2 separate regions of the Homo sapiens genome follow, and region 1 is linked to region 2. Evidence: read pairs that join two places in POLR2A ChIA-PET (ENCODE). Cell type or tissue: GM12878. All regions are shown on one strand.

Region 1 (2,500 bases), 88 kb after region 2:
GGAGTCAGTCAAATGTAGGTGGGAGTCAAATGTAGGTGGGAGTCAGTCCAATGCAGGACAGAGTCCAGTGGAGGCGGTAGTCAAATGCAGGTGGGAGTCAAATGGAGGTAAGAGCCAAATGGAGGTGGGAGCTAAATGTAGGCAGGAGTCAGTCAAATGTAGGTGGGAGTCAGTCAAAGGTAGGCGGGAGTCAAATGTTGGTGGGAGTCAAATGTAGGTGGGAGTCAGTCAAATGTAGGCAAGAGTCAAATGTAGGCGGGAGTCAAATGTAGGCAAGAGTCAAATGTAGGCGGGAGTCAAATGTAGGCGGGAGTCAGTCAAATGTAGGTGGGAGTCAGTCAAATGTAGGTGGGAGTGAAATGTAGGTGGGGGTCAAATGTAGGCAGGAGTCAGTCAAATGTAGGTGGGAGTCAAATGTAGGCGGGAGTCAGTCAAATGTAGGCGGGAGTCAGTCAAATGTAGGTGGGACTCAAATGTAGGTGGGGGTCAAATGTAGGCAGGAGTCAGTCAAATGTAGGTGGGAGTCAAATGTAGGCGGGAGTCAAATGTAGGCAGAGTCAGTCAAATGTAGGCGGGAGTCAAATGTAGGCAGGAGTCAAATGTAGGTGGGAGTCAAATGTAGGCATAGTTCTAAATGTTTAAGAAAACTCCCATGACCTCTGGAGGCTCTGCTACCTGAGATAACTTGAGATTCACTGGCATACAGGGAGTAACCATCTCTGCCTTCTGGAATGTTCCCATGCCAACTTAGGGGTAAAATTCAGAAGTGAGGCTAGGTGGGGTGGCTCATGCCTATAACCCCGGCACTTTGGGAGGCCGAGGCAGGCGGATCACGAGGTCAGGAGATCAAGACCATCCTGGCTAACATGGTGAAACCCCTTCTCTACTAAAAATACAAAACAATTAGCCAGGCGTGGTGGTGGGCGCCTGTAGTCCCAGCTACACGGGAGGCTGAGGCAGGAGAATGGCGTGAACCCGGGAGGCAGAGCTTGCAGTGAGCCGAGATCACGCCACGGCACTCCAGCCTGGGCGACAGAGCGAGACTCCATCCCAAAAAAAAAAAAAAAAAATCAGAAGTGTATTTCAAGGAAGGGTCAACTTTAGTCCCAGACAAAATTGGGACACAGCCTCCTGCCTTCCTTCCCCCTTGGGCAGCAGCTGCTGTGAGCACCCAGCTGCTCCCTGGAACTTGGACAAAGCGCGTTTGGAACAGAGCTCCAGAGCCGCCTCCTGCAGCCGCCCCGGCCAACACCCAGGAGACTCAGATGTCTTGTTTCCTTCCTAACCCCCAATTCCATCCATCACTGCGTCCTGTTGACCAGGGGTCCCCAACCCCCGCGCCATAGACTGGCACCCATCCATGGCCTGTTAGGAACGGGGCAGCACACCAGGTGAGCAGCGGGTGAGCAGTGGGCAAAGCTTCATCTGTATTTTTTTTTTTTTTGAGACAGAGTCTCACTCTTGTTGCCCAGGCTGGAGTGCAGTGGAACAATCTTGGCTCACTGCAACCTCCACCTCCAGGGTTCAAGCAATTCTCCTGCCTCGGCCTCCTGGGTAGCTGGGATTAAAGGTGAGCACCACCATGTCCGGCTAATTTTTGTAGTTTTAGTAGAGATGGGGTTTCTCCATGATGTCCAGGCTGGTCTCAAACTCCCGACCTCAGGTGATCCACCCACCTCAGCCTCCCAAAGTACTAGGATTACAGGCGTGAGCCGCCACAGCCAGCCCCTTCATCTGTATTAACAGCTGCTCCCATTGCCGACGTTACCGCCTGAGCTCCACCTTGTCAGATCAGTAGCGGAGTTCGATTCTCACAGGATCGTGAACCCCATTGTGAACTGTGCATGCGAGGGGTTAGGTTTCACACTCCTTATGAGAATCTAATGCCTGATGATCTGTCATTGTCTCCCATCACCCACAGATGGGACCGTCTAGTTGCAGGAAAAGAAGCTCAGGGCTCCCACTGATTCTACACGATGGCGAGTCGTAGAATTATTTCATTCTATATCACAGTGTAATAACAGTAGAAGTAAAGTGCAACATAAATCGAATGTGCTTGAATCCTCCCGAAACCATCCCCTGCCCCCACTGTCCGTGGAAAAATTGTCTTCCACAAAACTGGTCCCTAGTCTCAGAAAGGTTGGGGCTCCCTGCTATTGATGACCCCCAGGCATCTCCCCAGCCTGCCTGCAGCTCCCTGTCCCTCTCACCGCAGCCGCCCTGGTCCAGGCCGCGTCCTCTCTCCCCAGCCAACCTGCCTGCTGCTGTACCCCATCCGTCTCACTGCAGCCATCCTGGTCCAGGCCGCGTCCTCCTCCCTAGGACAGCTGTGATGCTTCCCAGCTGGACTTCCTGCTTCTGCCTTTACCCTATAACATCCTTCTTTAACACAACGGCCAGAATGATTTCCTTCAAAAACAGCAATACGATGATGTCATTTGGCCGTTTAAAACTTCCTGTGGCTTCACGTTAGTCAGAGTCTAAACAGGAAAACAGAGCC
Region 2 (2,500 bases):
CCCACGAGCAAAGCCAACCGCATTATTCAGAGCTGCGTGCCCAGCACACGGCTCTAGAGAGAAGCGAGGAGCTGGGCCCAGCGGCAGTGGCAGTTCCCTTCTCCACCGCGCAGTCCCACTAAAGCTGCGGGCAGCTCTTGATTTGTGTATCTTACAAGAAGAAGAGGAGGGGGAGAAGAAGGGAAAAGTCGGCGTCTGCAGCCACACTCAAGTTCTTCCGCTCATCCACGACTGTGAAGCTCACAGCTCCGGCCACGCTGGCGTTCAACACCAGGTCACTGTCACTTCCACAGGGGACGGTCTTGCTTCTTTGGTAAAACCAAAGGAGTGTTTCAAACCATGCCCACCTTCCATTCACCTGTTTTTAAAATTTTTTTTTTTTTCAGAGCAGGAGCGGACGTTTATTAAAAAGCTTTAAGAGAGAAAGGAAGGTGCACTCGGAAGAGAACCCAGCGGGCGACCTGGAGAACAGGTGACCCACTGAACTGTGATCCTGCGCCCCTTTCCGTGAGGGTGGGCCGCCCGCAGGCACGGTGCCCGCCTCACCCTTGGGAAGTGAGCACGTGTGCTGGGATTGGGAAGTTGCACACGGGCAAGAAAGCAAGCACGGCGTCAGCAACATCAGACACAGAATCAGGGGCTTCAGTAAGAAAAAGGACAGCAGCTCTTCCTTGCAGGAAAATAGAGTCTGGAGGAAAAATGCCCCGTCCCCTGCAGCAGCTTGAACAGAAACACTGTACAGGGAGGTGGGCACACCAGGGAGCGGGAAGAGAGAGACACTCTGTTGCCGTCTAGACCCCGACCCCTTACCCGTGACACGGAGCCCACCACATGTCTGAGAGCAGACCTCTGCAGCGTGCGGGCCGGGGTCTGGATGGGGTCTCCCGGGCCCTCCTCCCTGGCAGCCCCGTCCGGGAGGCGCGGGTGCAGCCAGTTCACACATAAACGGTGTGGAACATCGCAGGCCACAGGGAAAGGCGTTTACGTGGCTATCCAAACTAAACCTCCTCCCACGCCCGACCCTGTGGTAAAAGACAAGTGTGCATGCTGGGCAAGGACGAAAGCTTCATCCCCTGGGCTGAGATTGTCGGGTGAAAGCGTCAAAGTGGAAGTGGCTACTGGAGAAAAACCCTCGCGCAGGGAGGCACAGTCATTCGGCTTCTTTAAGGAAAACCCCAGCTATCAGGCGCTATGCACACAACAGTCGTTAGAATGACCTTACACCCCACAAAACACACAGTCCTCTTGGAGGTGTATCTGCAGCTGAGGAGGCTGTCACCACACGAATTAGCCCTTATTTGTATTTCCATTTCCCAAGTTCAACTGTATCAGGAGACATTGGCTGATGAAACTGTTGACAAAGCCAGACTTCCTGCTACAAAGCCTGACTTCAGAAATTCAGACCACGCTTTCATTATGATCAAATTTAAACCCAACTTCAGAAATTCAGACCACGCTTTCATTATGATCGAGTTTAAACAAAACCAACAGCGACGTCCCCACCCTGCACAGGAGAGGGCTGTGCTCCGTCTCCCGTGTACTCTCATGGCATCTCCCCAGCCCCTGAGACGGGTCTGCGGTTGTCCCCACTTCACGGTGAGACACAAGTGTGCAGAGGGTGCCCAACCCGGAACTAGCTTGGGGGTGGGCTCCCAAGGACCAGGCAGCGTGGAGAGCACCCGGTGGGGCAGGGGAGAGCTGGAAGGATGGAAGGAACCCTGGCCTGAACGGCCCACAGCAGCGCTGGCCCCTGCCCAGGGAGTAAGTTCCCACCAAACTCCAAGCTCTGTGCTTTGGGATCTCGGTGCCACCTAAGCACCAGCCCCGTGCTAGCACCCACCAGGCTCTGCCATGGCACCCACAGGTTTCGCCCCATCTGGTTACCATCTCACACTGCCAGGCGGGACCAAAGTACCTGGGTTGAGGTGGCAGCTATGCTGAGTCCTGAACCGTGGGCAGGGCTCTGTCAGGCCACAAAGGCTCTGGAGAAGGCCAACCTCCACTGTCAGCACCGAGGCAAGGGCCTCAACACTGGATTTATTTACCAGCCTTTAAAAGCATCATCCGCCATGCATGCAGTGGCCCGGGAGGCTGAGGCGGGAGGGTTGCTGGGCCCAGGACTTCGAGGCTGCAGTGAGCTATGATCATGCCTGTGAATAGTGACTGCACTCCAGCCTGGGAAACAGCGAGACCCATCTCTAATGCATTCACGTCATCTATGAGCAGCAAATGAAAGCTCAGACACCTGAGAGGCCGGTGGCTCCAAGGTGCTGCACACCCTGACGCCCGCATGTCAGTACTGCAGCTCCGGGCAAATCACAGCAGAGCTTTCCTCCAGGTCAGCGCAACTGTGTTCCCGAGGGGCCCATGCAGCTTACGTGGAAAGGCCACCCCGTGCCACTCAGAATTACCAGGAGCGCAGCAAGTTTAAACTAGACACTGTTTATGCGCCTGACAGCAGGAGACGTGAGCCGGGTGCCTGGGAAAACCATCTTCAAAG

Evidence for each region. ChIA-PET counts read pairs that join two places held together with the same protein. Peaks named below come from ENCODE experiments on the same cell type or tissue, not always from the same donor. Only the 100,000 strongest peaks of a DNase experiment are listed, where the experiment ranks them.
Region 1: POLR2A ChIA-PET joins it to region 2 with 8 read pairs; 2 of 35 experiments call an interaction of 5 or more read pairs at or near these places.

Annotation. Positions count from the first base shown.
Region 1 is chr7:1,190,009-1,192,508 of GRCh38, forward strand. No RefSeq gene overlaps it. Among named protein-coding and RNA genes, the nearest start is that of ZFAND2A-DT, 31 kb to the left of the region's middle. In GM12878, no CTCF peak of the experiment used is centred here; no DNase peak of the experiment used is centred here.
Region 2 is chr7:1,102,208-1,104,707 of GRCh38, forward strand. The region is part of intron 2 of CHLSN (cholesin); the gene reads right to left. Among named protein-coding and RNA genes, the nearest start is that of GPER1, 15 kb to the left of the region's middle. In GM12878, no CTCF peak of the experiment used is centred here; a DNase peak (open chromatin) is centred at 1,184; H3K4me3 peaks cover 1,711 bases; H3K27ac peaks cover 2,000 bases.